Regions from separate parts of the Homo sapiens genome. Here region 1 is linked to region 2. Evidence: read pairs that join two places in POLR2A ChIA-PET (ENCODE). Cell type or tissue: A673. All regions are shown on one strand. Region 1 has its middle 4.2 kb from the start of TRC-GCA12-1. Region 2 overlaps EZH2 (enhancer of zeste 2 polycomb repressive complex 2 subunit).

The links. Peaks named below come from ENCODE experiments on the same cell type or tissue, not always from the same donor. Only the 100,000 strongest peaks of a DNase experiment are listed, where the experiment ranks them.
Region 1: POLR2A ChIA-PET joins it to region 2 with 5 read pairs; 2 of 35 experiments call an interaction of 5 or more read pairs at or near these places.

Annotation. Positions count from the first base shown.
Region 1 is chr7:149,640,868-149,644,867 of GRCh38, reverse strand. No RefSeq gene overlaps it. Among named protein-coding and RNA genes, the nearest start is that of TRC-GCA12-1, 4.2 kb to the left of the region's middle. In A673, no CTCF peak of the experiment used is centred here; no DNase peak of the experiment used is centred here.
Region 2 is chr7:148,835,452-148,839,451 of GRCh38, reverse strand. The region is part of intron 3 of EZH2 (enhancer of zeste 2 polycomb repressive complex 2 subunit); the gene reads left to right. Among named protein-coding and RNA genes, the nearest start is that of EZH2, 47 kb to the left of the region's middle. In A673, no CTCF peak of the experiment used is centred here; a DNase peak (open chromatin) is centred at 301; H3K27ac peaks cover 2,259 bases.

The DNA.
Region 1 (4,000 bases), 810 kb before region 2:
TGAAAATGAGAGCCAAGGCTGATCCCTGTGGGTGCCAAACTTTGATGTCCGTGGAATTGGCAGCTTCCCTCACTCTCCCAGCTGAAAACAGGTCAGTGATTAAGAGAGTGGAACTTCAGGAATTGTAAGGTGGACTTATGGGAACATTTGGAAGACTTGATTTATCCCAAATCACCAACTCTACCTAATGTCCAAGGCTGCCCCTTCTTCCTGCCTGAAAGCCGACCAGCCCAGAGGGAAGGGTTTTCACTGCAGGAGATCAATTTCCCCACCCCTCATTGTCTCTTGACCTACGGTGAGAGTAAGATCTCAGCTGAGCCTGGGCACCTGTTGCTGAGAGACGAAGATTCACACACCAAAATGATTTCCAACTGACTAATGTATGTCAGCAAAAACCTCAAGAACATATGTAGATGTGGATTCTTGGAGTATTTTATAAAGTAGAAAGAGTATAATTTTAAATGAGTCTGAATTTTTTTATTAGGAGGGTACCCAATTAAAATTCTATTTAAAACACCATAGCTGGAGCAGCTGGGATAAACCTGTTTGCTCAATTGGTGGACCTAAGCCTGGATTCACAGGAGGCCAATTCTAAATGCATTTGAGATACTAGGGATTTCTTGCTATAATGTAGAAAGAATCCATAGACTTCAGGGGGTAGGTAAGCTGGAGTGGATTTATCACATGTAACTTGCCCTGGCTTGAAAAATACATAGATGTGTGGCACTTCTACATTCTTTTTTTTTTGGGACGGAGTCTCACTCTGTTGCCCAGGCTGGAGTGCAGTGGCACAATCTTGGCTCACTGCAAGCTCCGCCTCCTGGGTTCATGCCATTCTCCTGCCTCAGCCTCCTAAGTAGCTAAGACTACAGGTGCCCGCTACCACGCCCGGCTAATTTTTTGTATTTTTAGTAGAGACGGGGTTTCACCATGTTAGCCAGGATGGTCTCGATCTCCTGACCTCGTGATCTGCCCGCCTCGGCCTCCCAAAGTGCTGGGATTACAGGCATGAGCCACCACACCTGGCAGCACTTCTACATTCTTGAAAATAATTTTGGTAGCCATTCTGTGTGGACAGAGATGCTAGTGAGAGGGATGATAGTGGAAAGGGAGCCCCTGATTTCAGTGGGGCTGGGAGGATTCTAGGGTGTCAGAGGCCAAGCACTGTGATACTTTACCCCGAAGTGAAGTTTGGGTGTTATTCCGTGGTCTGTGCCACACAGGTCTTGGCTGTGACTCATCAGTGGTAAGGATTTTCGGCCGGAGAATGGGGAGCCCATCGTGGTCCCCTAGACGTGTAGACCTGAACTACCACCATAGCTGGCACAATGGAGGTTCCTGACCTCTGACCCATTCCCCAGGTCTGAATCTGCTCAAAGAACCTGCCTCCCTTGATGATAGGGAAGCCAAGCTTGAGAAAAGGACTCTGCCAAAATATCCAGTCACGGACAGTGAATCCTTCTGCCCGATTTCCCATATTAGGCCCTTCAGCTATTTGCCTGGAAACTACATGGAGGAGTGGGAAATATCCACATAATTTGGGATTATTGGTGGCTCTGCTGCATCTGTGAAGCTCCTGGAGATCCAGTAATTTGAGTAACATCAGAATATCCCAGAAAAGACCACATCCTGCACCTTGCCCTGGTTGCCACCACCATCAGAGGTGGCTTGAGAGACCACAGTTACTACCCATGGTGTGCTGCTCCCACCCGAAAGGCTTTGTATAGGGCCTAGGGCAAGAGAAACCCCTCCAGCTGGTGGCAGGGGCAGTGCAAGCAGCCCTGCCACCTGGCTGTTCTGACACAGCTGGTCTTGGGTGCATGGAGGGTCTCCGGCAGATGGAGATGCTGTCTGACATCTCCAGCGAGCTTGCGTAGGGGAATTCATCACTCAGACTTTGGTAATCAAGTGAGTGAGACACAGAAATGAAAAGAGTTTAGAGTTTATTTTGCTGGTGCGGTAGCTCTGGCATGGATCCAGTATGGAGTCACTCTCTTTTTTCCCCTACACCTTAATGCTCAGAACAGTGTGAAGTCTCTCTTCACAGCCCGTTGTGCCGGTGTGATTCTGACTAAAGCCTGGCTGCCAAGTGCCTCTGGGATCCTGCCCAACTCCTAAGCCTCTTGTTCCAGGCTTTCTTTCAGTGTTAGGAACTGCCTGACAACAGTCACCTTGTCTGTTTCAGGTAGTCAAAGCTAGCTTCTGGTTTTGTACCCAAATTTTCTTTTCTTTCTTTCTTTTTTTTTTTTTTGAGATGAATCTCGCTCTGTCGCCCAGCCTGGAATGCAGTGGCACGATCTCGGCTCACTGCAATCTCCGCCTCCAGGGTTCACACCATTCTCCTGCCTCAGCCTCCCGAGTACTCTGGGACTACAGGTGCCTGCAACCATGCCCGGCTAATTTTTTGTATTTTTAGTAGAGACAGGGTTTCACCATGTTAGCCAGGATGGTCTCAATCTCCTGACCTCATGATCCGCCCACCTTGGCCTCCCAAAGTGCTGGGATTACAGGCGTGAGCCACCGCACCTGGCTGTGTACCCAGATTTTCTACCTGCTACATAAGTTGGTGTTAGGAGTGGGTTTCAGGCAACAGACCATTATGAAAATGGTATTGATTATCCAGACTGGCTGAGGCTAAATTTGGAGGCAATCCAGTTAATCTTTGGGCCTGGGAATATGGTATAACCTATAGCCCACACTGGCAAAATAACTAAGAAAATTACTGCTAGTGGTCATCTGGAATGAAGTGCCCACTAGGGACCAGGCTTCCAGATACACATTTGCTTCTTGTTATTGAACTGGAAGCTGGCAGTGTAGCTGATGTACTGGGATAGCTTAGAGAAAGAAACAACAAAAAGTCCAATGAAAAGAACCAAAATCTCTCCTTTCTAGCAGCCATGAGGCTTAGCAGAGAGCCAAAGGCAGTGTTTGATTCTGCAAGATTGCTCAATTACAGCCTTCCTAGTGTGAACATCTAGGACTCTGGGCCGGGTGCGGTGGCTCATGCGTGTAATCCCAGCACTTTAGGAGGCCAAGGTGGATCCTTGAGGTCAGGAGTTTGAGATTAGCCTGAACAACATGGTGAAACTCTGTTTCTAGTAAAAATACAAAAATTAGCTGAGTGTGGTGATGGACACCTGTAATCTCAGCTATTCAGGAGGCTGAGGCAGGAGAATTGCTTGACCCCAGGAGGCAGAGGTTGCAGTGAGCCGAGATCATGCCATTGCACTCCAGCCTGGGTGACAGAGCAAGACTGTGTCTCAAATTAATTATTTAATTAATTAAAAAGAACATCTAGGGCTTTGATCTGGAAAGAGTGAGACCCCCAGGAATGGTCACGGGGATCCATGGAAGATTTGTAGAACCCAAACTATACCTAACATGAAGTCTTCTGCACCTCCTCTGCCAGCTAAAGACAGCCCTGCTTCTCCTGCTGCCCCTGTTCCAGCGCTGCTCCGCCTCTTACCTCACCACACCCTCTGTTTTTCTTTTGATCTATAATTTGAGAAAATCTTAGCATACCAACAGAGTCAATTACAAAGTCACACCTTGAAGGTAGAGGCTTCAACACAAAAATAATCACGACTATTCTGATTTATAGCACCAAAAATCTGGGGAATGTGTGCAGAAGTGATTTCTCGACAGCACTTGTCTAAGGAGGGTGGAAACAGTTAAATTCTACTGCATTTAGTGCTGTTGAATTCTGCATTTGATGTCTTACTTGGAGCAGCTGGGGATTATTTTATTATTTGCTCAACTTGCTGATTAAAATCAGAAATCAAAATTGTTCAAAGACAGATGAAATTGAGATGCCAGCAAACCCCTGAACAGTAACTCTAGACTTTTTTTTTTTTTTTTTTTTTTTGAGAGGGAGTCTTACTCTGTCACCCAGGCTGGAGTGCAGTGGCGCGATCTCGGCTCACTACAACCTCCGCCTCCAAGGTTGAAGCGATTCTCCTGCCTCAGCCTCCCAAGTAGCTGGGACTACAGGTGCATACCA
Region 2 (4,000 bases):
AGTCTTTCTTCACTTCAAGATTATAAATTATCTACCTATCTTTCCTTTAGTTCTCTGTTTTCATTTTTATATTCTAATATCATTTAACCCATCAGGAATTTCCTTTGGTGTAAAGAATGGGTAGGGGATTTGGTTTTTAATTTTGTTCTTTTTAGTTTCCTGGTTGTTTCAACACTATTTACTGAGTAATTAATGAATAGTGAGGGGCAGTTGTAAACTTGTTTTTGAAGATCAGCAGAATCAGCCTTCTTGGTTGGTGGTTTCCTGGGCAGTTCTACCACTCGAGCAAGACCTGAAGTGTTTCCCTTCAGAAACCACAGCCTGTGCCATCTTGCTCACTCACTTTCCTTCCTTCCTTCCTTCCTTCCTTCCTTCCTTCCTTCCTTCCTTCCTTCCTTATTTGACAGAGTTTTGCTCTATTACCCATGCTGGAGTGCAGTGGCGTCATCTTGTCTCACCTCAACCTCTGCCTCCTGGGTTCAAGCTATTCTTGTGCCTTGGCCTCCAGAGCAGCTGGGACTACAGGCATGCACCACCACACCTGGCTAATTTTTGTATTTTAGTAAAGACAGGGTTTCACCATGTTGGCTAGGCTGGTCTTGAACTCCTGACCTCAAGTGATCCGCCCACCTTGGCCTCCCAAAGTGCTGGGATTACAGGCCTGAGCCACTGCGCCTGGTCTTGCCCACTCACTTGAACCTCTACTACTTTGTAGTATTAAACCCAGATCCACTGATTTAAGCAAGGCTTCAAAACAATTTTACTGCCACAGCCTATATAAACTATAGATTTATATAATACTCTCTGTTCCATTTTAGTTGATTTTTCCCCCAATGACAGAAATTGTTCTTTTTTCTACTCACAGGACTGTTATTGAATTAGAAATTTGAATTTACATGTGGTGGATGAACATCACTCTTGTTACCTGCTTCATGTACTTTTTTGAGTGCTTACTACCTGTGATGATTATTCTGTTTCTGATCTCCAGTACTTAGCAAAACTGGAGTTTTTCCGCAAAGCTGCAGATGAGGGAATGATTTACCTTAACAGCCCTTCAGGATTTTAACCTAGGATTAAGTAGGTTTGCATGTTTGTGATTCCTTTCATTCAGGGCCCGGCTTCTGAAGGTAGGATGCGGGGAAGAGCTTTAAGGATCTAAATTTCCTCCCAGCCTGAGCAACATAGTGAGATCCCATCTCAATAAAAAATAAAAAAATTAGCCAGATGTGGTGACACGTACTTGTAGTCCCAGCTACTCGGGAGGCTGAGGTGAGATAATCATTTGAGCCCAGGAGTTTGAGGCTGCAGTGAGCCATGATTGCACCACTGCACTCTAACCTTGGCAACAAGAGCTAGACCCTGTCTCAAAAAAAAAAAAAAAAAAAAAAGGAGTCTAAACTTCCCGATACTGTATTCCAAATGTCCTATGTTAAATGCTGTGTTATCATTCCCCGCCCCTTGGAATGTAGAAACCGTTAATTACAGGATAAAAGTGAACTGAGAAGCAAATACCCTTGTGTTGTAGGGTAGAGGTTCTTCACCCAATGTGGAATTGGTCTGTAACAAATACTGAACAACACAAACTGAAATAATTTACAATCTGATATGAATTACTCTTTTTCATTTCTTAACTCCAACACTTGATTAGTTGCTTTCATTAAATACATCTGTGTCAATATCTTAATGGGGTTTTTTCTTCCGTTTTTGTTTCTGCCTCTCTCCTGTTGGAGCGACTCATTTCTTTTCAAGTGTCGTCTTCAATCTCCCTTCTCCTATTTTGCCTTCTCAACCTGATTATGAATTCACTTCCATTATTGAGCTTCTCTTTACTTTATCCAAATTTGCTATTTATCTCATTGCAGTTTTTCTTCAGTACTTACTTTGCATAAAAGTAGCCTGAACTTAAATTATATACACGGTCATTTTCACCAGAAGGGCTAGCTAATTTAAAACTTGGGCGTGTTATCTTTTCTTTCCTCAAGTCCTGCAGAATATAGGGTAGTTTCAGAAATCACCCCCAGCTTTTCTCTAGACTTGGTGACAGCTGATGCTTTCTTCTGACTCTTCCTTTCCTGGAGTGCCGACCTTCCTGCACCTTCCTCGCTGTTGTCACATGGAAAGGCTACAGGATGTTAGACAATGTCAACAGTTTACTATGTCTCTGGCATGAAATAAATGGACCAACCAGTATCTGAGAATATTTTTTACTTGGCTAATTGATTGTATGTTTTCCCCTACTATATGGAAGTTGGACTTAGCCTTTCTCATGTTAAAGATTATTCAGAGGCAGGACGGCCATGGCTGTTGTCTTTGGGATGTCCACTGTAAAATGGGGAGTCATACCTACCTCACAGGGTAGTTGTGAAATTTAAAGAAGCTAACTTTGGTAAAGTCTCTAGCACAGTGCTTGGCACATAGTAGGGTGTGTTAATTTCTTTCCCTTCCCTGCAGGCCATTCACCTGCTCTTCCCTCTACGATTTTCCATAACACAGTTTTTACTTGGAACCAGCCTTCTGCCAAGAGTCTCAGTTTGGTTGTGTACTCCTACAACTACTATTTTTGGCTTGACTTCCCTCTCCAGCTCCCAGTGGTCCAGCCACACAGTCGCCTATTGTACCAGCTGGTTGATGTAAGTCTATCCATCCTCAGAGGAACCTGGTTACTTACCAGTAAGCTGTGTTTCTCTGAAAATGTAGCATCCTTGGTAATGATTCTAGTCCCCCCCATCCCCTTTTTTTTTAAACCATTGATGATGAATCATCTCTAACTTCCTTGTGTGATCCTCAAGTTGGAACTGGAATTAGAGAATCTAATTTGTTGATAAAGGTCTCCTAGTAAGTTCCTGAGTCCAGGACACATGGCTCTGACCAGGTGAAATGTGGAGACCCATGAGGTAAAAATTCTTTTCACTACTCTGAGTGACATGAGACTTAATTATGTAAACTGTCAAGGATGATACATTTTCAAAGAAAAATAAGTTGCTGGTAAGTAACTGGGATTTTTGAGTAATTTTTCTGTAAGTCAATAAATAAGAATCCCACGTTTGTTTTCACCAACAAATGCTTTTGCATTTGAATATTTCATAAATGAAAGGAATATGGTTGTTAGTTACGGTTAATAGTAAAGAATGGGATAGGTTTCTAGATACTAGAAATACAGTGAGGTGGGGGTAGACCATCAGTTTTCTAAATAGGTGCTCTCTTAGCTTGAAACAGAAATTGAAGTCTCCATTAGAGAAAATCATCAAGTGTAGTCTGTTCATTCCAGAAACATTTTTTGAGTGCCTACTGTTTTTTTGAGACACTGTGCTGAGTATCGTTTCAAGACAGAGGTGAAGCCACACTTGGCTCAGCTGCTTTTGCCCTCAGAGAGCTTATTTCTTGTCTCTTAGTGACTCTCGCATGACTCAGAACTGAGGCGATGGGATACTGGGGTATGACAGAGGTATGGGACTGGAAGTAGTACGTAGTGCTGCAGCCTGTGCCTTAATATTTTCTGTGCTTCCATAAGTTCTTTCTGTTAATGGGAAAAATCAGCTGACTTCATTCAGAATTTGCAGAGTATTTGCTGTATCACTAGAGCAACCATAGATGAAGCAAAGCCAATGCTCCTTCTTTGTCATAGTTGAAAACTCATTCTCTAACCCTTATGTGCGACTTTGGAGTTAGGTGTTAAAGCAGGTGAATAAGTCAGTCGGAGAGGCAGCCCACTCCCCATTAAGCTTTCAAAGCACTTCTTCCTTCAGAAGCCACAGAATTAATTTATTCCTGCCAAATGTTAAAAAAATCGGAATTTTTTTTTTTTAAGAAATGAAAATTGTTTTGTACTTTAAGTCACTGGATAGTATTTGATACTATCAGTATCAGTAATTATATTCAGTATATTCGGTAATTATAAGCACCTCCACCCCCAAATTTACCCAGTTAAGTAGAAAGAAGGAAAGAAGACTTGGTAGTATTAATAAGTTGTTGTTGGAGGAGATGCTCCTATTACATTATG